Regions from separate parts of the Mus musculus genome. Here region 1 is linked to region 2. A link is a loop called in an ENCODE intact Hi-C map of the cell type or tissue named here. Cell type or tissue: left cerebral cortex. All regions are shown on one strand. Links, peaks and the distances in the headings refer to the core of each region. The heading gives the core; the rest is flanking DNA. Region 1 holds the start of Gm24712 (a small nuclear RNA gene). Region 2 has its middle 9.3 kb from the start of Klra4.

The links. A loop is a pair of places that touch in the nucleus more often than their neighbours do. Peaks named below come from ENCODE experiments on the same cell type or tissue, not always from the same donor. Only the 100,000 strongest peaks of a DNase experiment are listed, where the experiment ranks them.
Region 1: it touches region 2 in a loop (4-fold over the local background); 2 of 42 quality-filtered maps call a loop at or near these places.

What each region holds. Positions count from the first base shown.
Region 1 is chr6:130,144,925-130,160,775 of GRCm38, forward strand. It overlaps Gm24712 (a small nuclear RNA gene), which reads left to right and starts at 1,956; the gene lies at 1,956-2,059. It also overlaps the pseudogene Klra14-ps. In left cerebral cortex, for the core only: no CTCF peak of the experiment used is centred there; a DNase peak (open chromatin) is centred at 9,533.
Region 2 is chr6:130,068,668-130,084,518 of GRCm38, forward strand. It overlaps the pseudogene Gm24676 and the pseudogene Klra11-ps. Among named protein-coding and RNA genes, the nearest start is that of Klra4, 9.3 kb to the left of the region's middle. In left cerebral cortex, for the core only: no CTCF peak of the experiment used is centred there; no DNase peak of the experiment used is centred there.

The sequences.
Region 1 (15,851 bases), core at 4,919-12,918, 76 kb after region 2:
GCAAGACTGATAGTCATAGAATTATGGACAGGTACTTGATTCTGGGAACATGGCTCTCCTTTCCTTCCTTTGTAGATTTCTCTATTGGTTCACTGGAGCAAGCGCCACTCAACAAAAATAGTCTGCCTAACACAGTCCCACCAGTCTGTTCTCTGATCCTTAGGGTACCCATATGAAAACCAAGCTGTATATCTGTTTAAAAATGTGTAGGGATCATAGATTCAGCCCTTGCATACACTTTGGTTGGTGGTCCAGTTTCTATGTTTACCCATATGTCCATGTCAGTTGCCTCTGTAGGACTTCCTGTGGTGTCCTTGGCCTTGCAGTTTCTCTAATTTCTATCAACCTCTGTTCCACAAGATTTCCTGAGTGTTGCCTAATATTTGACAGTGGGGACTCTACATCTGTTTCCATCAGAAGAATGAATGGATGAAGACTTCTTCCCTTCATTCAGGAGACAGCTGTGCTAGGTCTCAGTCTGCTCGCACAGGAGAGTATCATTAATCTTGTTATAGTTTGAGTCTTTCCCAATGGGTAAGAAATGGGTATCAAGTTGGAGCAGTCATTTGTTGTCCATTCCTTCCATTTCTGCTCCATCTTAATTCAAGTGAATCTTGTAGGCTGGACAAAATTTTACTCAAGCTATTGTGTCCATTTCCCTCCAATGGAAGTCGCACTTGGCTACAGGAGGTCTTCACTTCAGTCTCCACATCTCCAGCTGCCAGGAGTTTCAACAAGGATGGACCTCATAAACACTGGGAGCTTCCCTGACCACAGGTCTCAGGCTATTCCAAGAGATGCCCTCCCATTGGATTCCTTTCTCTGTCTCAACCTTTTCCTGCACCCTCACACCCACCACACTGGAATCCCATCCCCATTCCTCTCTTCACCCACTCTCTTACCTAGTTCACTCCATTTATCCATCTATCATACATAGTTTCTTTCTCCTTCTGAGTGAGATATAAGCTTCTTGACTTCAGTCCTCCTTGTGACTTAGATTCTTTGAATCTGTGGACTATAGCATGGTTATCCTATACTTTATGGCTAATGTCCACTTACAAATGAGTAATATGTTTGTGTCATTTTTAGTCAGGATTACCTCACATGAGTTTATATTTTATGGTTCCATTCATCATCCTGCAAATTTCCTGATGTTATTGTTTTGAATGGCTATATTGTTTTCTATTGTTTAGATTTACAATTTCTTTATCCATTCTTTAGGTGAGGGACATCTAACTTGTTTCACATGTTTTGCTAGTACAAGTAAAGGCTCCATAAAAATATTTGGGAAGTCTTGTGATATATCGGAGCATATTTTAATAAATGCTACGTAATTTTATTTGATTTTCTGACTATATATACTTCTTTCTTATCTCATTCATTACCTTATCCTGCCCCCTTTTTTCCCACCACCGCCTGTCTCCCTCCCACGTTTCCCATCTCTCCCTCCCTCCCTCCCTCCCTCCCTCTATCATCTGTGATTTTTTTGTTCCCCCATCTATGTAGCATTGAAGTATGCATGCTTTGGTCTTACATCTTCTTCAGCTCCATATGGTTTGTGGGTTGTATTATGGGTATTCTGAGACTTAGGGCTAATACACAATTATCAGTGAGTAGGGACCATATGTGTTCTCTTTTGCCTGGGTTACCTCATTCAGGATGGTATTTTCTACTTCCATCTATTTGTCTGTGCTTTTCATGGACTCAGTGATAGCTTTATAGTATTCCATTCTACAAATGTACCACACTTTCTGTATCCATTTCTCTGTTGAGGGACATCTGGGTTGTTTCCATTTTCTGTCTATGATGAAAAGTCTGCTATAAACTTAGAGCAGCATGAGTACTTGTTATATGTTGGAGTATGTTTTGGGTATATGCCCAGTAGTGGTATAGCTGGGTCTTCAGGTAGAACTATTTCCAATTACATGAGGAACTTCCAGATTGTTTTCCAAAGTTGTTTTAACAATTTCTGCAGCACATATATAAAATTGGAATGATACAGAAAAGATTAGCATGGCCCCTGTGCAAGGGGGGTCTATTTTTTTTGTACTTCATTGTCTCACTTCTAAAGTTCATTTACAAAATATTAAGGTTTAGAAAAAGCAACAAGCAGGCCTTTCATCTCATCACTCAGGAGGCAGAAGCAAAGGAATCTGAGTCCCTCTCAGTCCTACAGAACGAGCCCAAGAGCTGCTAGGGTAGCACAAAGAAAAGCTGATTCAGAAAAAAACAAACAAACACATCCCAAACAAACAAAAACCACCACCCCAGAAAACATAAAAAAAAATTTCAGGACAAAAAGACCTTAAAATGACACCATCACTGAGTGCACCTGAACCTGAACATGGAGGAAACTCCTAGCATGACAGTATCCAGTCAGTGGTGAGGTACATGGCTTGGAGATTAAAACAAGTTACTGCATCAATACTAACTGTCCTGAGTTTGATCATTTGGATACACTTGTATAATATAAATTATTGTCCCTCGAATAAAATGAGGAACATGTGTGCCTCAATTTTGTTTGTTTGTTTTGGTTCTATGACCTAGGCTCTTGCTATATTCTTTTTTCAACAATTGTGTCTTGGCCTATTAATTGCCAGAATCACAGTGTAAACGACTACATTTAGCAAATTTCAAGTATTACCACCTTTTTTTATAAGACCTAAAATTGTATATGAATTAAATTGGGAAGATAGGACAACATACGACTTGGGTAAAAATAATCCACTTATCTTTGACCTACACTTGCAACTGTTCACCAAATTTGATATTATATTTTATGGACAGAGGAAACATTTATAGCATTGAGAAAAGTTTACACATGAAACAAAAATCAAAACCAAATTGTAATCAGCTAACATGAGAAATCAAAGACATTTCTTCTCTTAATTGTACTTTTATTCTTTTTCTCTTTTTTTTATTACATATTTTCTTCAATTACATTTCCAATGCTATCCCAAAAGTCCCTCCCCCCACTCCCCTACCCACCCATTCCCATTTTTTGGCCCTGGCATTCCCCTGTACTGGGGCATATAACGTTTGCCTGACCATTGGGCCTCTCTTTCCATTGATGGCCGACTAGGTCATCTTTTGATATATATGCAGCTAGAATCAAGAGCTCTGGGGTACTGGTTAGTTCATAATGTTGTTCCTCCAATAGGGTTGCAGATCTCTTTAGCTCCTTGGATACTTTCTCTAGCTCCACCATTGGGGGCCCTGTGATCCATCCAATAGTTGACTGTGAGCTGTGTTTGCTAGGCCCCGGCCTAGTCTCACAAGGGAGAGCTATATCACCGTCCTTGCAACAAAGGCTTGCTAGTGTATGCAATGGTGTCATCGCTTGGAGGCTAATTATGTGATGGATCCCTGGATATGGCAGTCTCTAGATGGACCATCCTTTTCTCTCAGCTCCAAACTTTGTCTCTGTAACTCCTTCCATGGGTGATTGTTTCCAATTCTAAGAATGAGCAAAGTGTCCACACTTTGGTCTTCGTTCTTCTTCAGTTTCATATGTTTTACATATTGTACCTTATATCTCGCTATACTAAGTTTCTGGGTTAATATCCACTTATCAGTGAGTACATTTCATTTGAGTTCTTTTGTGATTGGGTTACCTCACTCAGGATGATGCCCTCCAGGCCCAACCAAGACAGTTTGTCTTGCCTGGCAGTGGTGGCACATGCCTTCGATCCCAGCACTTGGGAGGCAGAGACAGGCAGATTTAAGAGTTTGAGGCCAGCCTGGTCTTCAAAGAGATTTCTAGGACAGTCAGGGCTACACATAGCAACCCTGTCTCAGACAAACAAACAAGCAAAAGAACAAACAAACAAAAACAATTTGTCATAACATTAATGGAAATTCAGGCTCTTATTTTAGGGGGGGCCCTTTATTCGGTTTTATGGGAGTTTAAGAAATCAGAAAGAACACAATTCTGAAGGCTTTAGTGCAAAGCATGCCCATTCACTGAGTAGATGTGTCCTCTCTCCAACAGGATACAAAATGACCTCTGTTTTGTAAAGATAAGTAGAAGAGGACAGTACCAATGTTCTTGCAGCTTTGTTTCTCTTCAGAGCAGACTATGTTCTGTAATCAAAATACTTGTTTGTTGGACTCATGAATTATTACAAGAAACGAATAAGGATCAACACATTCCATTTTTACCTTTAACTCTGGTTGGAAAGTTAATCAGGGAAATTATCCAGTTTCTTCCCACAAATACAGTAGTAGGGAGTATTACAGTTAGTATCTTCTATTCTTGCTTTAGATAAAAATAAACATCCTATAGACTTAAAGTTCATTTTCCTTATTTTCATGTCACTGAAGAGCAAAGACAAGAGTGGGCAACGAGTAAATTTTGAACATTCACTGAAAAAAATCATGATTTTAAAAATTCTATTGGCCAAAGTATACAGAATATATAGCCTAAGTTTAGCCTAAGTTCATCATGAAATTATTTTCTTCTAAGTTCATTATAAAGAAATGGTCTTTTATCACACCAAAACTCTACATCACATTTCACACTCACAAGTGTTTAATCAGTGGTTAAATCTGATTTTCAATATTTTCAAAGAATTATTTTATCAATCTTGCTTTCCCATTTATATTTTGTCAATAAGAATGCTAGGACAATAGTAAAGCAGATGTGTTTGGCATACAAAACAAGGTTTTATAGGTTTGTGTTTTAAGGAGAAAGGCTATATTTTAAATATAGTCACAGATGAGTGCTTGTAACTAATATTTTTGCATTGTTTCCCTTTATTCTTAAGCACCCCATAGCTAACGGGTCTTCACAGACACATAGTAATCTACTGAATTCCCTGTCTGCAACAGAACTCTAATTTCTGCAGGATGATATTTTAGGGACCATAACTATATTTCTGTTAAAAAAAAGTCAGCTAAATAAAAAAAGTAAATTATAACACAGACAAATTACCACAAAACCAGGAGCACTGTGCACTCTGGGACACATGGGTTACATAGAAAAATGAAGTAAAAAGGTAATTATTTAATAATTGATAATTAAGATTATCTTGTATAAATCAACAGAAATGAGATTTCTCCTCAAGTTGAGGTGTTAGGAGGAATTGGACAAATCTCAGATGGTCAGGGAAGCACTGTTGCTAGTTTTTCCCAAAAAGCAGAACTAAGGAATGTACTCAAAACAAAGATCCTCAATAATAAATCCGGCCAGGCATTGTGGGACACAATCCATCATCCCAGTTGTGAGGAGATGACGGTAGATGGATCACAGTTCAAGGTTAACCTTCAATACAGAGGTAGTTTGAGGCTATCCTGGGTTAATGAGACTCTGTCACATGAGAGAAAGAGTGTGAAATCCACTGAAACCACATGGAACTGCCAAAGAATGAGTCTTTCGCAAAATAAAACATTTTGGAATTTTGGATTTAGGATGAAGAAAAATAGAATATTCATATTCATCAAATTTAGGAATGGTGAAAAAAAGAAATAATCAGATAAAATGAAAAATATATGTTTTGGATTCTGAGTGTTCAAAGACAAAGGAAGATTGTGAACTAGAAAATAGGTAATCAGAAAGAATAAAGGATGTGTAAACTTAAACTAATTGTGTATATAGGCTTTAAGGAAAACCACTACTTAGTAAGCTTATAGTTGAGCAAGACAGAACAGACTCCATATTTCTTTGGTGGTTTAGAGTCTTGTGTGTGTGTGTGTGTGTGTGTGTGTGATTGTGTGTGTGTGTAATTTTTTGCGTGTATGCTTGTTTGTTTTGGAGGGGTAAATTTTGTCTTATTGTGATTTTGATTTGTGTTTTTACCTGCTTGATTTTATTTTCCTTTTGTTGTTGGGTTTTTTTTTTTTGGCAGATATAGAAATAACATGATGTTGAGTCTGTAGTAAGGTAGGGAGCAATAAGGCATATTCAGTATGAAGGGGAACAGATCAAAATATAAAATGTAACTATAAAAGTTACATTTTCTATAAAAATGTAACTAATATGAGAATTAAAATTTAGAAAAGCGTTACAATTACAGAAGATATTCGTTTTTAAAGAGAAACCAAAATACAAGGCAAAGGATACCTACAGAGAAATTACTGTCTGGTCAGGTAGATGACAGAGTTCTCCCAAACAGCACAGGCTATTGCTCCTGCACTTGGGTTTCTTAACTATGTGATAAGGCCTTGTTTCTGAAGATGCCTCCCCTAGGCAGGCTTTCAAGGAGTTAGTAGGTTATATAAAGCTTTTAGGGGAGAAAAGGTATGAGTAGTCCTATCCTGCACTGGACCTTGTATGCTACAATGGTGACCTGCTAGACAAGACATGTTATAGGATCAATAAATGTATTCTTATTGGAAATGAGGCCTTTATCATGGGAGGCAAGCATGCTTGGTATTGTAATCTAAATCAGAAATCCAATATTGTGAAGGTCAAATGCCCCACGTTCAAACTTGCTATAATCTCTCTGCTAAGTGAGCAGTGGTTAATATTTACACCTATAGACTAGACCGGTGATGCTCTCAATCTCCATCAGAGAAGCTTCTTTATTCGGTGAGGCAGAGTCCATGAAGTGTGTCAGAATTGGCCAAACTGCTATGGAGAAGTGTTTATGTGCTGAGCCTTAAAGGAGACATCTATATCAACTTCTTCCTTTCCATACCACCAGCAAGTATCAGGGAATAGCAGGGAAGAGAAAATAAAAAAGGTAGCACCAGAGAAGAAGGAAGGCTTTGTGAAATTCTGCCTTCTAGACTTCCAGACAAGATGAGATTTTGTAAAGTTTAGTTCATTTTAGAAACCATTATTAGGTGACAGCTGCTGAAAAAGTGAGATTCACTTCTTTATTGAGTGTGTGGCTATTGTTGGATTTTCTGGTTCCAGTGCATGGCCTACAACCATGCACCTGTGGACAGTTAATTAGTAAGGCAAGAAGTTATCATGGGACATGTTAGAGATTTGAGTAGGAGTAGGGGCAGATATGTTCATATATTATTTGATGTATATATGGTACTAAAGAAAAAGTCATATTATTAAGAAAGTTAATCAGTAAACAGATTTCTACCAGAGTGTAGATAAAAAATAAACTTGAGATTCACACAACACACCTTTAAATGGAAGGAAAGCATTCATATGTATGTATATATGAACATGTACTTATATTTATTAATAACTGAAAATGATATAAGCTAACAACAATAAAAAATGTTAAATGAATATCTGTTATACTCAGACTCATTGTATCTGTCATGACCATTCCCTCACATTACACCATCTTAAGTTGTTGATGGTCTAGTGCCCTTCCCATGTTAGAACACACCATCCTTAGATGTATGCAATACTAAGGCACTTTTGGTCAACTCCTCAACTATATATCTTCCTTTTGTAACACTTGATCAGGAACTCCCTTATACAACTTGTCCTTACTTCTGAGCTCCATAGAAAATGACGAAAACCATGAGAAGTAAAGAAAAGCCTTTGCAGACAACCCTCTCAATCCCCAAGGGAGGGTTAGAGTCTGAAGGGATCAGAAACTCACAGTTTAGATTGGCCATTGTCAATCCACACCCATTCCTTTTTTTTTCTTATCATATGACAATCCAATCCAGTAACTCTCTGGAATAACATGGCATTGAAGGAATTTCTGTATAGGAAACAATGTAGCTTGTCATGAAATTTCTGTATGTTGGATGAGAGATCAAGTAGGAAGAGTTCCCACCACCCACATTTCACTCTCTGCTCTCTTATCCTCCCACCACTCAGTCTCATCATATTCATTTTCTAAATTGACTTCCTATTTATATCAAATTGAGGTCAGTTCAATAAACTATTTAAAATAAAAACTTCAAGTGTCCTCGGTTCATGATTTGATTTGGGACTTTGTTTATTATTGAGTCTCAGAATTTAAACAAGGTTGCTCTTGAACTCACAATATTCCTACTTAAGGCTGGAATTTTTTAGATTTATCATTTTTGACTGATGCATAGATTCCTTCTATTGCATCTAATATGTGTGAGCTAAGCAGAGAATTCTCAACAGAGAAATATTGAATGCCCAAGAAGTACATTAACAAACATTCAAAGTTCTTAGCCACTAGGGAAATGCTAGTCAATACAAAACTGAGATCATGTCTTACCCCAATAAGAATGGCTAAGTTAAAAAAGTTAATGATAGCACATGCTGACAAGGATATGAAGAAAGGGGAACACTACTACAGTGATGATGGGGGGAACACTTGTAGAAATCAATTTGGTGGTTTCTCAGAACACTGGCAATACTTCTATCTCAAGAAACAGTACTACTACTCCAGGGCATATACTCAAAGATTCTCTACCATCCCAAAAAGACTCATTGTCAGATATGTTCATAGCAGTTTTATTCATAATACCCAGGAATTGGAAACATCTTAGATGTCCCTTCACTGAAAAATGGATAAAGAAAATGTGCTACATCTATGCAATTGAGTACTCTTTAGCTATGAAAAAAATCATCATGAATTTTGAAGGCAAATTGATGGAACTTAAGAATATCATCCTAAATGTCAAATCCTAAAATGACATTCATAGTATGTCTTCACTTATCAGTTGATACTATACATAAAATGCAAATGTACATGATACCCTCCACAGAACCCAGTGGCTGGATAAAAGAATGCCACAAGTAAGAATGCTTGAGTCTCAATGGGAATCAGGAATGTAATAATCATAGAAGGTAGATGGAGGGAGGGAACTGAGTGAAAAATTAGATCAAGGGATCAATTAGGGTTCAGAAACTGCTGTGCGTCAGGTAGAGAGGATGGCCTGAAAGGAATGAGAATGAATTGAAATCTGAAACTGATAGGGGGTGGATGGGGACATCTCCCAGAAGAGATGGATATCAGTGATAGGGAAAGTACACAAGAGTCAATGGGGGTGTCCTTAGCTGTATCTCTATATAACCTGGGTAGGCAGCATCCTGTGGCAAATGAAGAATTCCTGAGGAGTGACAGGGAAACAACATACCCACAAAACTTTGTTCCTAAACTTACCACTTCTACAATAAATACAGGGATTTGGGATGGTGTAAAGTCTAAGGGAATAAACAACCAATAACCAGCTTAACTTGAGTCACATCCCATGGAGAATCATCAATCCCTGACCTAACTAATGATACACAGTTATGCTTGCAAACAGGATTATAGCATTGCTGTCTTCTGTGAAGCTTTGTTCACAATCTGAATCATACATAAACACCCATAGCCAAACAGTGAATGGAGCTTGAGGACTCTTCGGGGAGAACAAGTGGAAGGATTGTAGGCTCTGAAGGGAGTAGGATCTCCATAGTAAGACGAAGAGAATCAACTAACAAAGACCCTTGTGGTTCTCAGTGATGGATCCACAAACAAAAAACATACATTGGGTTGAAACTCATCCTACCTGCATGTGTGCAGCTTGGCCTTCAGTGTAAGTTCTGAACAAGTGGAGTAGGCACTATCCCAAAGGCTGTTACCTGTACATGGGTTAAGTTCTTGTAACTGGCCTGCCTTGTCTAGCTTCAGTGGGAGCATATGCACCTAACCTCATGGAAATATATTGTCCTTTGTCATGGGGATACCTAGGGGACCCCATCCAATCAGAGGAGAAGGGTAGTTAGGGATGGATTATGGATCAGGATTTAAAATGAATAAATAAACTACTATTCTACCACTACTACTACTACTACTACTACTACTACTACTAAGGCTGCTGCTGCTAATAATAATATTAATAATATTAAATTTCAAAAATTGGTTATGTTTATTGTATCAAAAGGAAAATTACACTATTTTTGACATCAATATCCATTTATAATTTTAAATAAACATTATTAAATTGATGTATGAATATCATACCATGTTATACACAACAAAATTTTCAAGGTGATTCTGCAATTATTTTTCTAGAAAAATGTAGTCTTCAAATTTGAAAAGATTTCATAAGCAATAATTTAAAGAGGGGATGATAGAATCTTGGAAACTTTATTTTCTTTTAAATAGACATTTCTAAAGATGGATATCTATTTTACAGGACATAAGAATAATATGCAGTATGTATTGTGAACAGTTTCAGTGGAAATTTCTATGGAGTTAACTACTCAACCATTTAATTCTACAGTTTTCATATTATCTCATTTTGCAGACAGGACCCGAGCACAAATGCTTTCCCTGTTGTCATCTGATTGATTACTCATCTCAGGCAGTCTCACTTTCAGGTTCTAAATAGCAAATCCTAAAAATAGGGGTTTACTTGGCACTATATGGAGATAAATGACTGTCAGTAACTGGATATGCTAAACCAAAATATTAAACTTCATCTGGGAAAGATATCTTTCTGAAGGATTCTCTTGGACACTACTGAGAAATGAAGGATACTGAAAGACAAAAGTGTCTTTGTAGTAATGAGTCTCCACTTAATAGACTTGTGTCCCACAGTTTTCTTCACATTACAGGAAAATCATATACAAATGAAAAAAAAATGGATCCAGTACCTCATTACTCAGGGTTAGAAACAGAATCTAAGAAAATAAGAGGAAAGTGAGCCTCCACAATACCAGTTCATCTTCATCTTCTATCTTCACAAAGGGTAAGCTGTAATGCTGGCAGTTCGCTTTACATCCACTCCATGTAGTTTTGTTCATGATGAAATAATACCATTTAGTACCATAGCAGAACCTGTATTTAACACCTCTGCCTACAACAGAGAAGGTAAATGGCTAAACTTATTATTTTCTGGTATTGTTTTATCAGCGGAATGTATTTATTAAATCTGTGTTTAAAAAAAAAGAGGTAAAATCTCATAGGTCTCAGAAAGTAGAATTCTATAATGCCCAAACACCCCTGCACACTCAGGCATGATCTAGACAACATTGTTCATACCACTAGAGATCTAGAAATATTTCCTGTGTCAATCATGGATGAATCGTTAGAGAAAATGAAGCACATACACACAAAAATATTGCTTATCCTTTAAAGGAAAATGAATCAGCTTGACAGGATGATTTATGCCTATGACATGAGAACTCCTCAGAGAAAGACAGGAAGATCACTAACAGTTTGAGGCCTTCTTTGCCTAAACAATGACTTTCATGTCAGTCTTCTCTACATTGTGAGTTCCCAGTCATCCTGGGCTACAGAATGACATCATGTCTCACAACAAATCCAAAAGCAAGATGCTGACCTATGTGACAAACATCACTGAACTTGAGGATGGCTTGCAAAGTGAAACACACTGGGCATAGGGCCACATAATATGATTCCATGGAGATCTGTTTTTTTGTTTGTTTGTTTGTTTAAAAAACAAAAAACAAAAAACCGTAAAACAAGTTCTGTGAAGCAGAGGCATGGGAGATACCAGGGGGCAGAGCCAGACAATGAGAACTTGCTACTCAGAGGCAGTTAAACTCCTGACAGAATTCTAGATATGGAACACTCAACCACACACTTGTATATGCTTAGCATTGTGTCAAAGTCTGTGTTAAATTCTTTTATCTTAAGAGAAATAAGAGATAAATGAGAATGGTTTTGGTGTTGAAAGTCTGTTCTCCTCATTATGTTGATTCCACCAGTGTTGTGCCCACATGCCCAAATGTTCAAAGTTGAATACATTAAAATGTGTGCAGTTTGTTTTGCAAGATCCTCTCAATATGAATGTTTTGTTTAGAGAGTTGCTGGAAATGGCCATGCTTTATTAGGTAAGTTTATTTCCAACCTTCACTTTTCTGTGAAGAGGTATCAATGTGTAGCTCAGGTTGGCCTTGAAACTTCTGGGATGACCTTTTATTACTGAAAGTTATAATCCTCCTCCTTCAACCTCACAGTCATAGCGATTACATCACTATGCTATCCTATACAGGTAGTTAAGTTATTTTAAAGTAATGCCACAAAAGTTTTTCGATGGGTCTAGAATACTTCAAGGATTGTTTTGGAGCTTTTTTTTTTCCTATCACAGATTTTATTATGTAACAGTTTTAAATATATTAATCCTCACATAATGAGAACCATCCCATCCTACTGTCACAGAGTGGTGAGATTATATACAAGAGCACTTTGTTACAAATCATGAAAAAGTAGTTAATGATAATTGATAAACTGTGTCAGAAAAATGACCAGTCACTCGCATGGGCAAGAAAGGTTCTTTGTGACTCTTGATGTTTTCATTTTTCCAGTCTCATTCACTGTGTCAGTGGCAGACTTGCAACCTTTAAACACCATGGTTAAATTCCCTTGTCTGCCCCAGGGAGGGTCCCTTTTACAAATGGTACAGATCTCTCAAAACCTGTCAGATGGGAAACACACATGCACACACACAAAAAATATCTTCTAATAACTTCATCCATGTAAATGCTCTAAGTCCATTTTAGCATAAAAATTCATAAATATACTCTTACTAAAACCTTCCATATTCTGTCAGCAACAAAGTTGTAGACTTAGATTTTATGCTAGATATAAACAATCAAAATTATCAAAGGTACCAATTTGTAATTCCCTCCCCAGGGGGCAGTAGGAGTGCCAAACAGAACTTTCCTTCTAGAAACTATAAGGTTCTCCTAAACCAAATATGGATTTCTGAGTTTCCATATCTCTACATGAAGTAAGGAACCCCCAAATGATTAACCCACAGATCACAAGCATCTGAAGCTGCTGGATGTACTTCAAATCTTCCAGAGAAGAAATAATAGATAATAATGCAATTCTGTACTCATGGTATTCCTCTGCTACATACCTGTGTCTCGTGAAGAATCTGAAACACTCTTGGTTTCACTGTCCCATCTCTCCTGTTCTCTGTTGATGTATTCCAGAAGTTCATTGCTTGGCCTACAATCTATAGACTTATTTGTCGACATTTCTTCCTTTAAGTTGAAATCCCTTTGCATGTTGCTGCAGTTATGGTGGTGGTTGAGAGTTTCATGGATTTCTTGTTTGTGTTGACTATACTGAAAAACGAAATTAATCACAGATATAAAATAAAAATGCTTAAGAGAAATGCATATCAATATTTAATGTTAGAGGATAGGCTTCACGTGGAGAGCCAACACATATCATTATTTCCTTGGTATTTAACATTTATAAATTATTACTTCAATTAACTCATTATAGAAAGAGATACTTCAATTTTCTCTAAGTTAAATTTACTGTAAAATAAATTAACAGAGCTGAATAAAATTATGGTGGAACTAACTTCCATTCACTTCAATTTTACAGCACAAATTTGCAGATAATTACCTAAGTAAAATAATCAGTGAATATTTAGCAAACTATGAAAATGTGAACTAAAAAGAAAAAAAAAATCAAAAAGACAAAAAACAAAACAAAACAAAAAAACACAAACAAACAAAACAAACAAACAAACAAAAACTCACGTAAAAAATGGCACAATTCTTCTTTGAGCATATGGTTTGTAATATATTCACATACATAGTTATGTTTTGGCATAGCCTGAAACTGATTGACTTTGTTAATATAGAGAAATCCAATTAAACTTACCTTATTGTCTCTGTCAGATTAAATCTTTTTACGTATGCATAAAATATACTTTGAAGAAATATAAAAACAAGGCCATTGATTCTTTGCACAGATGTTTCTCAAAAAATGTTTATTTTAGATGCTTAATCATCTGAGCTGAGAAATTAAATGATCATCAAGTCCTCAGAAGGAACATGATCAAAAATGAGACTGAAAGGGCGAACTGTCAACAGTCCCAGAGTTAACAGATTAAGTATGAAAAGAAGAGTACACTGCAGTTATTCAGGAAAAAATATCATAACTCCAGAGATTCTGACGCATCCCCTCCTGATTATAGACAGAACAATGTACAGCATGTATTACGGCATAGTTCATGTCTAAAGCTATTCTCTAGGTGGAAGCTCAAAGAAGGTGCATCTCAGTTACTTACTCTTTGCCACAAACCCTGCAACAATTACCAGCCGAAAGGAACAGAGGATTCCAAGAGCTATCACAATGAGCTGCCAAGGGACTGAACACACTTAAATCAGCAAAACAAAACAATAAAAATCTCTATTAATAGAGTAGATCTCAATACTAATTACAATTTGTGTAGCATGGAAACAAGGAAATCTTTGCACAAGTCTATTATATGAACTGACTGAAAATGTACCCTCAAGATTGTAGATTTCTACCTAAAATGTAAGGATTTTAGAAATTTTACAGGTGTTCACAAAATTTTGAACAAGGCCTGAGCCTTACACAGTGAATCCTCCTGACTCAGATTAGAAGGAGCTAGATGACAGGCATGTGCACTCACCCAATTCTATAGAGAAAAAAAGTGCAATCTACAGATGGCATTCAAGGCATAGGTACTATCCAAGTACAAGGTATCAAGCTGAGGCATGCAGCCTACCAAGAGAGATAACTGAGGATGGGGAGGAAGGAAAGAGGGATGGATCTTTTTGAGAAATGGTAGGAAACCACAGTTGTTCTAGACATGATCTGTATGCATCACCATCCTTGAAAGTGCCTGTAATTCAAGAATCACTTTTTTCCTGTAAGTTCAAAATTGCTCCATATAATACTAAATATTTGGGTGTATCTAAGGTGTTGGGAATATGAAACACATGCCTGTGACTACCATTAATAAAAAAAAAAAGATAAAAATTGCAGATTGGAGTACAGCTGTACCAATGTGTATAGAGTAAATAAAAAGAATAGAAATTGAGATTTTCTCAATTTCAGTAATAAACAAAATTATTCTTTGATTTTTTTTTCAGGAAGTCCCCATGGGGTTTACTTATTCCTACATGGACGAATCCTCTCGTCCCCTCTCTCTGCATCTGCAACTTTTTCTCTAGAGAAAATGTCCTTTTCTGATGGACAATTGTTTTTTGCAAAGTGGCATTATATATTTGGATGTTTATGACAATTAAAACATGTTCTTCAAGAGTGAAAATATTGTTTCTAATGCATAGGCTTCATTTCCTTAGGATTTTGCTTCCCTATAAAATTGGTTTTTTTCTCCAGACCCTAGTTTGTCTGCCAGTATTAAAGTTTAGATGTTTATGACAATTAAAACACTTTCTTCATGTATGAAAATATTTTTTCTTTTGGGGGAGTTTGAGAAAGGTTTTCTCTGTTTTGCCTGGCTGTCCTGAAACTCACCCTGTAGATCAGGCTGGCGTCAATCCCAGATATTCACCTGTCTCTGCCTCCCAATTAAAGGGATGAAAGGCATGCTCCACCACTGCCAGGGAAAAGTATTTTTTTCTAATGCATAAGCTACATTTCTTTAGGAGTTTGTTGCTCTAGAACATTTCTTTACATAAAAAAAACTCTTTTTTTTTAATGTTAGTTTTGAAGTTTTCAGAATTCTTCTTGACTAGACTAAAGGAAAAAAAACCCTCCTAATAGTTTTTTACTTCTTGTTTCCCAAGAAATGTTTTCTTACTGATTACCATTGTTCTAATCAGCCCATCTGATTTATTCCCTTATTAGCAAACATCTAAAAGGTAGAAGGGTTATATATTTCTTTCTGTTTGATTTTTTAATTTTAAAACTTGATTGCTTTATTTTTAAACTTAATTTTGTACAATTTTGTACATAATAACCCTCCAACTAATACTATTTTCTTCTCTCACCCTTGTGTATAATTAAGCCCAGATGAAATGGAACATTTTACTTTTCAATAAAAGCCAGTAGGATATTTTCAAACTACTAAATATTTAAAATACATCTTTTAAAAAGTGATTTTAGACACTTAAAACACTTACCTCTTAGGCCAGCTTTTCTAGATCTCTGAGTCCCCTCAAGTCTCACCTGGCTGTTCAACCCTGAAGACTTGTGGAATCTCATAGTTGGGAAAGTGACCTCCTGCTCACTCATCTTGGGAATACGTAGAGTATGTTCTTT
Region 2 (15,851 bases), core at 5,184-13,183:
TGAAAGCCCTTGCTGTGCAAACATTTCTACTGAGGTTGCACATTCTAGTGATGATTCACATGCTAGATACATTAGACACTTCACTGGGATTGAGGGTATGGTTCAGGGTAGGGCATGTACAGAGTCTTGACCTCATACAACAGAGTAATCATAATAACAACAATAATAGTAAAAATGACAATGATAGTAACACAATCAATGATAATAACAGAATAGATAGAGGAAGTTAAAGACTATTTGATTTCAATAGTCTATTGCTATGAGTACACCAATTTTAAATATGTTCACAACTTTCAAAAAACTTTATTTTCATTTGATTGTAGGTTTTCCAACTGGCTGGCTTGTTTTTCATGAGAACATTTTAAATTGTTTTTTAACTCAAGAGACAGTGATTAACCATGCACTGGGAAATTGTGGATGGCTCAAGACTAGAAGAGGAACTGAAGATAGACTGTCAAGCCTGATGCCTAATAGAATAGGTAGGAGGGGACCACCTGCTTTTCTCTTCCATTACTAAACTAAATTTCAGCCAGCCTTGAATTATACCTACTCAGTGGCTTCTTTAGGTCTTTCTTTCACTCCACCTCCATTTTCTTTTCTCCCAGTTCATAAACTATTCATGTGCTTATCAATAGACAGTGTTGCCTGTTTCTTATATGACCAAGGTCTGTCTCCTTAAATTGTTTATTTTTATAGATGTACGAAAAGAACTTTTATATTGATCATTATTGTTTCATGTGTGTATGCTTACAAATGCTTGAGTGCATACAAGCCATGTGGTATACAGAGGAATACCTTTGGGGTTAGCTCTTTTCTTCTACAGAGAATTCAATGAAACAATTTTTTTGGCTGTCATCAGGCTATGCTGTAGTGCTTTTACCCACTAAAACAATTCAAATTCCAGTTTTTGATACTTTAACACAAATATGTATGAGTTACCACTTAAGTCTGCCATTATCATGTACCTGACCTTCATTGAAACAGATGACAGACTTTACATCATCTCAACAGTGTAATAAAAGTTCTGTGGATGCAGTGTGAATGATTCCATAACACCTCCAGATAGTCACTTTTGTCTGTAACCCTTAATTCTCGGGGAATCATTCCATTTATAAACTACACACACACACACACACACACACACACACACACATGCACACGCACACGCACATACATATACACACATACACACAGAGGATATGGGAAGGGGGGTGGAGAAGCAGCAGTGCTGAACAAAGTGGTCACAGTGTCCCTGTGCAGGCAGATGCTTGTGCTGTCTCAGCTTTTCTCAGAAAAGACTCTGAAGAAGTCAGCTGAATGACTTAAGGACACTATGAACCTATACTCCAAATACATCATTAATTCATGCATGGAATATGGATAAAATTGACACTTAAAGGAGCATCGATTTTAGTTTCCCATGAAGCATGAGTCTGCCAGCTGGGGCATCATGAGTGGAAACACCAAACCAGGCACTTGTGACTTCATGTAAGTCCCATCATTCACAGATTCTTCCACCACAGTACATCAGAAGTGCTGTTTCTTTATAGGGTTGCTGTGAAGGTTTAATAAGATACACAAATAGCATTTTGTTTTCTTGTGTGCAAGACAGGGCCTCACTATTTAGCCCTATCTGGGTTGGAGTTTACCACATAAAACAGGTTGGCCTCAAAAATCACAGAGATTGAATGATTCTTTCTCCCAGTTTCTGGGATTAAATGTATGAATCACCATTTGAAGCTTCAAATAATGTTTTTAATCATAACCTGGCAAATGAATAGTAAGTTGCATTCAATATCAAACATTACTGGGGGGGGCACTCCAGTCTTTGCCTATCATATTGATATGATCAAAAGACTGATACTTTAAGCTTATGTTTTCATGTGGTCATAAAGATTGGTTCACCTCCTTCTTAGGTTTAGAGTAACTGTAATCTAGAATACTGGAAGAACCGGGTAGATTTCAAGAGAAGGTTGTTTTTTATGTTGACTTTTTTTGAGCATTTTAGCTTCCAGAAGCTTCTCTAAGACACAGGCTAGATTTTCTAAGATTGCAGGTGTTTGGAAGGATAGAATAGGGAGGGCACATGAGCAAAAGTGAGAAACTGACACATCTACAGCCTTGAGCTATTGCTGCTCTAGAAAACCCACATTCCTCCCTCCTCTGAGAGGTTCATGTCACCTTGCACATGGAAATATTAATGGTACTGAGATATTCTTGCATCCATATCTCTGCTAGGAGGGTGTCATCTTTACCACAGAGGCTAACCTCATACTCAGGGAACACTTCTTTGTGATTTCTGCATATTGTTTGCCTTCTCTAACACCATGAAAGTCTGTGAGCAAGTATGTCTCTAGTTGCATATGTAGCAGTGGATGGCCTAGTCGGCCATCAACGGGAGGAGAGGCCTTTGGTATTGCGAAGATCATATGCCCCTGTACGAATATGCCAGGGCCAGGAAGGGAGCAGGAGTGGGTGGATGGGTAGCAGGGTGGGGGGAGGGCATAGGGGGCTTTGGGGATAGCATTTTAAATGTAGATGAAGGACATCAGGGATCTTTCCAGCTTCTGGCTATTATACATCAGGCTGCTATGAAAATAGTGGAGCATGTGTCCTTATTACCAGTTGGAACATTTTCTGGGTATATGCCCAGGATAGGTATTGCTGGATCCTCTGGTAGTACTATGTCCAATTTTCTCAGGAACTGCCATATTGATTTCCAGAGTGGTTGTACAAGCTTGCAATCCCACCAGCAATGGAGGAGTGTTCTTCTTTCTCCACATGCTGACTAGCATCTGCTGTCACCTGAATTTTTTATCTTAGCCATTCTGACTGGTGTGAGGTAGAATCTCAGGGTTGTTTTGATTTGCATTTCCCTGATGATTAACGATGTAGAAAAAATTTTCAGGTGCTTCTCATCCCTTTGATATTCCTCACTTGAGAATTATTTGTTTAGCTATGTACCCCATTTATTAATGTGGTTATTTGAATTTCTGTAGTCCAGCTTCTTGAGCTCTTTATATATATTGGATATTAGTCCCCTACCAGATTTAGGATTGGTTAAAATCCTTCCCCCATCTGTTGGTGGACTTTTTGTCTTTTTGACAGTGTCTTTTGCCTTATAGAAGCTTTGCAATTTCATAAGTTCCCATTTGTTTATTCTTGATCTTACAGCACAATCCATTTCTATTGTGTTTAGGAAATTTTCCCCAGTTCCCATATCTTGGAGGCTTTTCCCCACTTTTTTCTCTATAAATTTCAGTGTCTCTGGTTTCATGAGGGGCTCTTTGATCTGTTGAGAGCCGTGCAGTGAGCAATCACCATTATAAGATGGCGCAGGCTTCCACTGCGCCTAACTAGTAAACAAGCCTTATGCGCAAGTGCAAGAGTGAACTCACAACTAGTCACTGCCCTTCTCGCAGCATAGTAATGGGGTGATGGGCGAGCAACGAATCAGGAGCTGTCACAACACACCAGGTGCTGAAACGTCATGCTGCGGGCTATATAAGCAGTGCCATTTTCCCAGTTCGGTGTCTCCTCTCCTAATAAGTAAGCAATAAAAGCTTTGCTGCAGAAGATTCCGGTTGTCCTGAGTGTGTTCTTGCTGGTGGGGACAAAAGCTCGGGATATTGATCCACTTAGACATGAGCTTTGCAAAAGGAGATAAAAATGGATCTTCTTTATGATAACAGCCAGTTGTGCCAGCACCATTTTTTGAAAATGCTGTCGTTTTTCCACTGGATGGTTTTAGCTCCCTTGTAAAAGATCAAGTGACCATAGGTGTGTGGATTCATTTCTGGGTCTTCAATTCTATTCCATTGATCTACAAATGTGGTACATTTACACAATGGAGTACTACTCAGCTATTAAAACAATGATTTATGAAATTCTTAGGAAATGAAGGTATCTGTAGGATATCACCCTTAGTGAGGTAACCCAATCACAAAAGAAGTCATTAGACATGCAAACACTGATTTGTGGATATTAGCCCAGAAACTTAGAAAACCCAAGATACAATTTGCCAAACACAAGAAAATCAAGAAGCAGGAAGACCAACGTGTGGATACTTCATTCCTCCTTAGAATAGGGAACAGAATACTCATGGAAGGAGTTATAGAGACAAAGTTTGGAGCTAAGGTGAAAGGATGGACTATTCAGAGACTACCCTACCCAGGGATCAATCCCATAATCAGCCACCAAACCCAGACACTATTGCATATGCCAGGAAGATTTTGCTGACAGTACTCTGATATAGCTGTCTCACGTGAGGCTATGCCAGTGCCTGGCAAATACAGACGTGGATATTCATAGTCATCTATAGGATGGAACACAGGGCACCCAATGGAGGAGCTAGAGAAAGTACATAAGGACTTGAACGGGTCTGCAACCCTATAGGTGGAACAAAAATATGAACTAACCAGTAACCCTAGAGCTCATGTCTCTAGCTGTGTATGTAGGAGAAGATGGCCTAGTCGGCCATCATTGGGAAGAGAGACCCCTTGGTCTTGCAAACTTTATTTGCCATATATAAAGGCCCAAGAAGTTTAAGTGGGTTGATAGAGGAGCAGGGCGGGGGGAGGTCATGTTAGCATTTCAAATGTAAATAAAGAAAATATCTTTAAAAAACTTCTCAATGAGGAATACCGAATGGCAGAGAAGCACCTGAAAAAATGTTCAACATCCTTAATCATCAGGGAAATGCAAATCAAAACAACCCTGAAATTCCACCTTACACCAGTCAGAATGGCTAAGATCAAAAATTCAGGTGACAGCAGATGCTGGCGAGGATGTGGAGAAAGAGGAACACTCCTCTATTGTTGGTGGGATTGCAGGCTTGTGCAACCACTCTGGAAATCAGTCTGGCGGTTCCTCAAAAAATTGGACATAGTACTACCGGAGGATCCAGCAATACCTCTCCTGGGAATATATCCAGAAGATGCCCCAACTGGTAAGAAGGACAATGCTCCACTAAGATCATAGCAGCCTCATTTATAATAGCCAGAAGCTGGAAAGAACCCAGATGCCCCTCAACAGAGGAATGGATACAGAAAATGTGGTACATCTACACAATGGAGTATTATTCAGCTATTAAAAAGAATGAATTTATGAAATTCCTAGCTAAATGGATGGACCTGGAGGGCATCATCCTGAGTGAGGTAATACATTCACAAAGGAACTCACACAATATGTACTCACTGATAAGTGGATATTAGCCCAAAACCTAGGATACCCATGATATAAGATACAATTTCCTAAACACATGAAACTCAAGAAAAATGAAGACTGAAGTGTGGACACTATGCCCCTCCTTAGAAGTGGGAACAAAACACCCTTGGAAAGAGTTACAGAGACAAAGTTTGGAGCTGAGATGAAAGGATGGACCATGTAGAGACTGCCATATCCAGGGATCCACCCCATAATCAGCATCCAAACCCTGACACCATTGCATACACTAGCAAGATTTTATCGAAAGGACCCAGATGTAGCTGTCTCTTGTGAGACTATGCCGGGGCCTAGCAAACACAGAAGTGGATGCTCACAGTCAGCTAATGGATGGATCACAGAGCTCCCAATGGAGGAGCTAGAGAAAGTACCCAAGGAGCTAAAGGGATCTGCAACCCTATAGGTGGATCAACATTATGAACTAACCAGTACCCCGGAGCTCTTGACTCTAGCTGCATATGTATCAAAAGATGGCCTAGTCGGCCATCAATGGAAAGAGAGGCCCATTGAACACGCAAACTTTATATGCCCCAGTACAGGGGAACGCCAGGGCCAAAAAGGGGGAGTGGGTGGGTAGGGGAGTGGGGGTGGGTGGGTATGGGGGACTTTTGGTATAGCATTGGAAATGTAAATGAGCTAAATACCTAATAAAAAATGGAAAAAAAAAGAGAGAGACTGAACACAAAGTGGGTGTTTCCTTTTTTTTTTTTTTTTTTTTTTTTTTTTTGGTTGTTTGGACAGATAGGATCATGCCTATAACTGGAAAGCCAAAGAGCCGCAGCTTTCTCTAAGCTTTGTACACTTGAGCTCTAAATGTACAGAAGAATGTAAACTGTTAGGAAGCACAGTTAGCATTGTATAGTGACTACCAATGGAATGGACTGGATTGACAGTCCAGTTTTGTTTCTTGAACCAATGTGCAGCATAAACCATGATGTAATAAACTCACATCTCACATGACCAGGTAATAAATCTTTGAAGTGAAAAACTAGAAGAAATATTTGTTTTCTGGAGATTTATCTTTAAATTTATTGTAAAAAAACTAACAAAAAACACACAAAAATAAAAACATTCATAAGCACGCGCACACACACACACATGTTCCTTTTCTGTAAAGGCCTTTATTTGTGAAAACACAATTGCCCATTCCTATATGTTGAGATAGACACAATCACAATTCCACATTCAAACCTTCCAATCAGACCCTCAGACCTCAGTGCTATCATTGCACAGCTGCAAGCTGCTCTTCCTGTCCCAGGCTGATGTGAGGGATACCTGGAGTAGTAACCAGACCACAGCAAAGGATGGCCTGATATCTTGCTTCAAGGGGAGGACTGGTTTATACTGCCCAGCATCTCACCTCTTGATGATGTCTTTTCTGGTAGAACTTTTGCTACCATAGAATATCATAAATTCACAGGTCTTAAGAAAACATAAAACAGTTCTAATTTGAGATTTCCTCTGTTGGTATTCACCCTGGGCATTTGTACTCATAGCTGTTTTAACACTTTGCCTAATCTGCCTACATACATAGTCCTTGATAGAATCAAGCACTGAGAACAAGAAAATGAGAAAGATGATTCAGGAACGTAGTAAGAATGATAAAAGGGGATCATATATGGTTTCCTGTGGATACCTGGGCTCCTGAATACCTAGGGATACAAATTACTCTTGGAGAAGTAAGATAGGTAACAATCTGTAAGACTTTTGCCTCTTCAGAGCAGACTCTAATCCAGCTCCACTGAATTCTTTGTGGAGTGAGTGGGCTTGTCTCATCCTTCTTTAGCCCTCTTTTAAGTTTATTTCTTTTTCTTTTTTATTTCTTCTTTTTTATAATATGTGGTTTCATATATTTCAGGACGGCCCAGAATTAATGTTTAACTGAAACTGCCCTAAACACTCGATCTTATTCATTCTAACTTTTGAGTTCCAAAATTTCAGGGTGATCTGCCATATGGAGCTATCATATCATTCTTTTACTTTTGATTGTGTGCTAACTTTTGTGTTCCTTCATCTTCCAATTTCATGTGTTTTGGGAACTTTATTTTGGGTATTCCTAGCTATTGGGCTAATATGCACTTATTAGTGTGAGCATATCATGTAGGCTCTTTTGTGATTGTGTTACCTCGCTCAGGATGATATACTTCAGATCCATCCAAATGTCCAAGAATATCATGAAATCATTGCTTTTAATAGTTGAGTAGTATTTCATTGTATAAGTGTACCACATTTTCAGTATCCATTTCTCTGTTTAGGGTCATCTGGGTCCTTTCAAGTTTCTGACTATTATAAAGGAAGCTTCTATGAATATAGGGGGCCTGTGTCCTTATTACAAGTTGGAGCATCTTCTGTGTATATGCTCAGCCATGGTATTTGTGGAATGGGTAGTACTCTATTCAATTTTCTGAGGACTGCGAAACTGATTTCCAGAGTGGTTGTACCAGCTTGCAATCCCACCAGTAATGGAAGTGTGGTCCTCTTTCTCCACATCCTTGACAGTCTCTGCTGTTACCTGAGGTTTTGATTTTAGCCATTTTTACAGTTGTTAGGTGGAATCTCAGTGTTGTTTTGATTTGCAGTTCCCTGATGATTAAGGATGTTTAACCTTTTTTTAAAGGTGCTTCTCAGCCATTTGGTATTCCTCAGTGAGAATTCTTTGTTTAGCTCTGCACCCCAATTTTAATAGGGTTATTCAGTTTTCTGAATCTAACTTCTTGAGTTCTTTGTATATATTGGATATTAACCCTCTATAGGATTTAGGATTGGTAAAGATGTTTTCCCAATAGGTTGATTGCCTTTTGTCTTACTGACAGTGTCCTTTGCCTTACAGAAGCTTTGCAATTTGATGAGATCCTATTTGACAATTCTTAGAGCATACACCATTGGTGTCCTGTTCAGGAAATTTCCCCCTATGAACCTGTATTGGAGGCTTTTACTCAAAATCTCTTCTAGTATTTTCAACACCACTTCATGACAAAAGTTATTAAAAGATTAGGATTTCAAGGCCCATACCTAAACTTAGTAAAAACAATATACACCAAACCAGTTGCCAACATCAAACTAAATGGAATGAAACATGAAGCAATCCCACTAAAATCAGGATCTAGACAAGGCTCCTCACTCTTTCCATACCTATTTAATGTAGTACTTGAATTCCTATCCAGAGCAATTAGACAAAAAAAGGAGATTAAAGGGATAAAAATAGCACTGTAAATTGTTAAGAAGCACAATATACAATTGTTAACTGAGTAGCACGTGCAGAACTAATAAATCTTTATATATGTTGTCTTAGAGTTACTAGTTTGAAAACAAATAGTATTCATACACCTCTTCAAGGTCTATAACCCAATATAGTTAGTCATATTTACAGATGACCTCATTGAGACTTGGGTGTCTCCCTTATCCCAGGTCTCTGTCACAGTCTGGACACTAAACCAAACAAACTTAGGAAGAAATGTATTATTTCATTTCACATGTTACTACTGAATGTTAAAGAAATAAGGAATCAGAATGTTGGTGAAGGTTTAGCTATTTTTCATTTCCTTCTTTTTAAAATCATTTATTAATATATTCACCACTCTCTCTTCTCCTACAATTCCCAGTCTCACATGTCCCTACCCCATTAACCCTTTGCCATTTCCTCAGAGAAGGGGAAACCTTCCGTGGGTAAGAACAATATACTCATAGGAAGGAGGGTCTTGGGAATGAGGGAGGAGGGAAAAAGGGTGACAGGATCAGGTGAGGGATGAGACTGAGGAGATGTACAACAGATCAGGAAATTGAACAGAGGTGTGTAGCAGTGGGAGATTGGCACCTGAGGGGGGGAGCCACCAGAAAGTCCCAGATCCCAGAAAAGCAAGAGGCTCCCAGGACTGAAAAAGAATATTAGCTGAAATACCCAACAAAGGGGAGAGAGAAACTTTAGAGAACATATCCAGTGGTTAGATGTGGCTCCTAGTTGAGGGATAAGGCCAGCCATTCATCAATAAAATTTTAACCCAGAATTGGTTCTGTCTAATGAAAATACAGGGACAAAGAATGGATCAGAGACTGAAGGAAATTCCATTCAGAAACTGCTCCTTCTAGATGTGGATCCATACCATATGCAGTCATCAAACCCAGATACTGTTGCTGATGCCAAGAACAGCTTGCTGACAGCGTCCTGCTATAGCTGTTTCCTGAGAAATTCTGCCTGGGCCTGAACAATACAGATGCTGATGCTTGCAGCAAACCCACAGACTACTCATCATGGGGAGGTAAAAGGAGTAGTTAGGGGCAGGACTGAAGGAACTGAAGGGATTTACATCCCCATAGGAAGAACAACAATATCACCAACCATAACCCCCAGAGTTCTCAAACCAAAAAGTACACATGCAGGGACCGTTGGCTCCACCTACATACGTAGCAGAGGATGGCCTTATCTGGCATCTATGGGTGGAGAAACCCTGTATCCTGTGGTGCCCTAGCATAGGAGAATGCTCCGGTGGTGAGGCAGAAGTGGGCATATGGGTGGGGGAGCACCCTCATAGGGTGTACAAGCAGGGGAAATGGGGGATAGGATAAGGGCTTTGCTAAAGGGAAACTGGAAAGAGAATAAAGTTTGAAAAGAAAATAGAGAATAAAATAAAAATAACAATTAATATAAAAACATATTAATTCATAAAAGAAACTGAACCTGGCACCTCTAATTACAGCACACATATCCTCTACCACTAAAGCCAGACAAGGCAGTCCAGATTGAGGAAGGATTGCAAAAGAGCAACAATAGCCTTGCAGGGCCGTGGTTATGGGGGAAAGAGGGGAGTGGGAGAGAACCTGTGTCCTGCCAGAGTTCAGGTGCTTGGGTGGGCTGAGAACTGCACACTATACACATAGCCCTGTGTGGGTGTCTGGATGTGTTAAGTCACTGATCCCATCTAGGTGGGTGGTGGAAAAGGGGCAGCCCTAGGTACCAGGTTCTCAGGCTCTGACATCCCACCCCTAGATACAGCAGAGGAACTGAGAACAGGATAGTGGCTTTGAGTGGCTATCGGCCCCAAGGATGAAGGGAGGGGAGGACAGGGGGAGAGGGGGCACTGGATAGTTTCCACACAGGTGAGAGTTTATGTGGCTGGATCACAGGGTGGCTTCCTAGCAGGAGGTTAGATGCTGCTCATTAGGGGAAAGCCTATCCCATCCTTCAAGGTTGGCTGGCCTTGATGAGCAGAGACTGTCTATGGTTTTAGAGATTTATTGTAGAAAGGCAGGGAGAAAGGAGAGAAAGTGGAAAGAGAGAGACTAGCCATGGCCATGGCCATGGCCATGTGGAGAGAAGAGGGAAGGGAAAGAGAGAAGAAGGGCTAGAGTGTAACAAAGGAGAGAGCTAAAGAGAGCGAGGAGTTGCCAAGCAGCCCCTCTTAGAGTGGGTTGCGCTATCTTACTGTTGCCAGCTAACTGTGGGGAGAAGTATATCTGGCTATATTCAGGTAATTATGGGGGTGGAGTCTAGCCAGAATGATAGAAGCTTGGGACATTGCATGACTGATAGTCATAGAATCATGGACAGGCACTTGATTCTGGGAACATGGATCACCTTTCAGTCACTTGTAGATTCCTCTATTGGTTCACTCGAGCAAGCACCATTCAACAAAAATAGATTGCCTAACATAGTCCCACAAGCCTCTTCTCTGATTCTTAGGGTACCCATATGAAAACCAAGCTGTACATCTGTTAAAAATGTGTAGGGATCCTAGATTCAGCCCTTGCATACACTTTGGTTGGTGGTCCAGTTTCTGTGTTTACTCATATGTTCAGGTCAGTTGCCTCTGTAGGACTTCCTGTGGTGCCCTTGAACGCTCAGGTTCTCTAAACCCTATCCCCCACTGCTCCACAAGATCCCCTGAGCCTTGCCCAATATTTGACAGTGGGGACTCTACATATGTTTCCATCAGATGAATGAATGGCTGAAGACTTCTTCTGTTCATTCAGGAGACAGCTGTGCTAGGTCTCAGTCTGTTAGCACAGGAGAGTATCATTAATCTTGTTATAGTTTGAGTCTTTCCCAAGAAATGGGTATCAAGTTGGAGCAGTCATTTGTTGTCCATTCCTTCCATTTCTACTCCATCTTAATTCGAGTGAATCTTGTAGGCTGGACAAAATTTGACTCAAGCTATTGTGTCCATTTCCCTCCAATGGAATTCCCACTTCGCTACAGGAGGTCTCCACTTCAGTTTCCATATCTCCAGATGCCAGGAGGTTCAACAAGGATGAACCACATAAACACTAGGAGCTTCCCTGACCCCAGGTCTCAGGCTATTCCAAGAGATGCCCTCCCATTGGATTCCTTTCTCTGTCTCAGCCTTTTCCTACACCCTCACACCCACCACACTGGATCCCCATCCCCATTCCTATCTTCACCCAATCTCTTACCTAGTTAACTCCATTTATCCATCTATCATGCATATTTTCTTTCTCCATCTGAGTGAGATATAAGCTTCTTGACTTGAGTCGTCCTTGTGACTTAGATTCTTTGAATCTGTGGACTATAGCATGGTTATCCTATACTTTATGGCTAATGTCCACTTACAAATGAGTAATAAGTTTGTGTCATTATTGGTCAGGATTACCTCACGTGAGTTTATATTTTATAGTTCCATTCATTTTCCTGCAAATTTCCTGATGTTATTGTTTTGAATGGCTATATTGTTTTCTATTGTTTAGATTCAGGACATTTTCTTTATCCATTCTTTAGGTGAGGGACATCTAACTTGTTTCACATGTTTTGCTAGTAAAAGTAAAGTCTCCATAAAAATATTTGGGAAGCCTTGTGATGTATTGGAGCATATTTTAGTAAATACTATGTATTTTTATTTGATTTTCTGACCGTATATACTTCTTTCCTATCTCATTCATTACCTGATCCTGCCCCCCTTTTTTCCCACCACCTCCTATCTCCCTCCCAGGTTGCCCATCTCTCCCTCCCTCTCTCCCTCCCTACCTCCCTCCCTCCTTCCCTCCCTCCCTCCCTCCCTCCTTCCCTTACTCCTTTTCTCCCTCCCTCCCTATATCTTCTGTGATTTTTTTGTTCCCCTATCTATGTAGAATTGAAGTATGCATACTTTGGTTTTCCATCTTCTTCACCCATATAGTTTGTGGGTTGTATTATGGGTATTCTGAGACTTAGGGCTAATATACAATTACCAGTGAGTAGGGACCATATGTGTTCTCTTTTGCATGGGTTACCTCATTCAGGATGGTATTTTTTTACTTCCATCTATTTGTCTGTGCTTTTCATGAACTCAATGATAGCTTTATAGTATTCCATTGTATAAATGTACCACACTTTCTGTATCCATTTCTCTGTTGAGGGACATCTGGGTTGTTTCCAGTTTCTGTCTATTATAAAAAGTCTGCTATAAACATGTTGCAGCATGAGTACTTGTTATATGTTGGAGTATGTTTTGAGTATATGCCCAGTAGTGATGTAGCTGGGTCTTCAGGTAGAACTATTTCCAAATAGCCGAGGAACTTCCAGATTGTTTTCCAAAGTTGTTTTAACAATTTCTGAAGCACATATATAAAATTGGAAAGATACAGAAAAGATTAGCATGGCCCCTGTGCAAGGGGGGTCTATTTTTTTTTTTTACTTCATTGTCTCACTCCTAAAGTTCATTTACAAAATATTAAGGTTTAGAAAACCCAACAAGCACGCCTTTAACTCATCACTCAGGAGGCAGAAGCAAAGGAATCTGAGTTCCTCTCAGTCCTACAGAACGAGCTCCAGAGCAGCTAGGGTAGCACAAAGAAAAGCTGACTCAGAAAAAACAAACAAACAAACAAACAAAAACATCCCAAACAAACAAAAACCAACACCCCAGAAAACAAAAAAAAATTTCAGGACAAAAAGACCTTAAAATGACACCATTACTGAGTGCACCTGAACCTGAACATGAAGGACACTCCCAGAGTGGCAGTATCCAGTCACTGGAGAGGTACACGGCTCCCAGATTAAAACAAGTTACTGCATCAATACTAACTGTCCTGAGTTTGATCATTTGGATACAGTTGTATAATATAAATTATTGTCCCTCGAATAAAATGAGGAACATGTGTGCCTCAATTTTATTTGTTTGTTTTGGTTCTATGACCTAGGCTCTTGCTATATTCTTTTTTCAACAATTGTGTCTTGGCCTATTAATTGCCAGAATCACAGTGTAATCTACTACATTTAGCAAATTTCAAGTATTACCACCTTTTTTTTTAAGACCTAAAATTATATATGAATTAAATTGGGAAGATAGGACAACATACGACTTGGGTAAAAATAATCCACTTATCTTTGACCTACACTTGCAACTCTTCACCAACTTTGATATTATATTTTATGGACAAAGGAAACATTTATAAGATTGAGAAAAAAATTACAAACGAAACAAAAATCAAAACAAAATTGTAATCAGCTAACATGATAAATCAAAGACATTTCTTCTCTTAATTGTACTTTCAATTAAGACAGTTTGTCTTGCCTGGCAGTGGTGGCACATGCCTTCGATCCCAGCACTTGGGAGGCAGAGGCAGGCAGATTTTAGAGTTTGAGGCCAGCCTGGTCTTCAAACTGATTTCTAGTACAGTCAGGATTACACATAGCAACCCTGTTTCAGACAAACAAGCAAGCAAATGAACAAACAAACAAAAACAATTTGTCATAACATTAATGGAAATTCATGCTGTTATTTTAGGGGGGGGACTTCTTTATTCAGTTTTATGGGAGTTTAAGTAATCAGAAAGAACACAATTCTGAAGGCTTTAGGGCAAAGCGTGCCCATTCACCTGAGTAGATGTGTCCTCTCTCCAACAGGATAGAAAATGACCTCTGTTCTGTCAAGATAGGTACGAGAAGACAGTCCCAATGTTCTTGCAGCTTTGTTTCTCTTCACAGCAGACTATGTTCTGTAATCAAAATACTTGTTTGTTGGAGTCATGAATTATTACAAGAAACGAATAAGGATCAACACATTCCATTTTTACCTTTAACTCTGGTTGGAAAGTTAATCAGGGAATTTATCCAGTTTCTTCCCACAAATACAGTAGTAGGGAATATTACAGTCAGTATCTTCTATTCTTGCTTTAGATAAAAATACACATCCTCTAGACTTAAAGTTCATTTTCCTTATTTTCATGTCACTGAAGAGCAAAGACAAGAGTGGGCAACTAGTAAATTTTGAACATTCACTGAAAAAAATCATGATTTTAAAAATTCTATTGGCCAAAGTATACAGAATATATAGCCTAAGTTTAGCCTAAGTTCATCATGAAAATATTTTCTTCTAAGTTCATTATAAAGAAATGGTCTCTTATCACACCAAAACTCTACATCACATTTCACACTCACAAGTGTTTAATCAGTGGTTAAATCTGATTTTCAATATTTTCAAAGAATTATTTTACCAATCTTGCTTTCCCATTTATATTTTGTCAATAAGAATGCTAGGACGATAGTAAAGCAGATGTGTTTGGCATACAAAACAAGGTTTTATAGGTTTGTGTTTTAAGGAAAAGGGCATATTTGAAATATAGTCACAGATGAGTGCTTGTAACTAATATTTTTGCATTGTTTCCCTTTATTCCTAAGCACCCCATAGCTAACAGGTCTTCACAGACACATAGTAATCTACTGAATTCCCTGTCTGCAACAGAACTCTAATTTCTGCAGGATGATATTTTAGGGACCATAACTATCTTTCTGTTAAAAAAAAAGTCAGCTATATAAAAAAGTAAATTATAACACAGACAAATTACCACAAAAACAGGAGCACTGTGCATTCTGGGACACATGGGCTACATAGCAAAATGAAGTAAAAAGGTAATTATTTAATAATTGATAATTAAGATTATCTTATATAAATCAACAGAAATGGGATTTCTCCTCAAGTTGAGGTGTTAGGAGGAGGATCTCAGATGGTCAGGGAAGCACTGTTGCTAGTTTTTCCCAAAAAGTAGAACTGACTAAGGAATGTATTCAAAACGAAGATCCTCAATAATAAATCCAGCCAGGCATTGTGGGACACAATCCATCATCCCAGTTGTGAGGAGATGACGGTAGATGGATCACAGTTCAAGGCTAACCTTCAATACAGAGGTAGTTTGAGGCTATCCTGGGTTAATGAGACTTTGTCACATGAGAGAAAGAGTGTGAAATCCACTGAAACCACATGGAACTGCCAAAGGATGAGTCTTTAGCAAAATAAAACATTTTGGAATTTTGGATTTAAGATGAAGAAAAATAGAATATTCATATTCATCGAATTTAGGAATGGTGAAAAAAAGAAATAATCAGATAAGATGAAAAATATATGTTTTGGATTCTGAGTGTTCAAAGACAAAGGAAGATTTTGAACTGGAAAAGAGGTAATGGGAAAGAATAAAGGATGTGTAAACTTAAACTAATTGTGTATATAGGCTTTAAGGAAAACCACTACTTAGGTAGCTTATAGTTGACAAAGACAAAACAGACTCCATATTCCTTTGGAGGTTTAGAGACTTGTGTGTGTGTGTGTGTGTGTGTGTGTGTGTGTGTGTGTGTCAGTGTGTGTGTAATTTTTGCGTGTATGCTTGTTTGTTTTGTAGGGGTAAATTTTGTCTTATTGTGA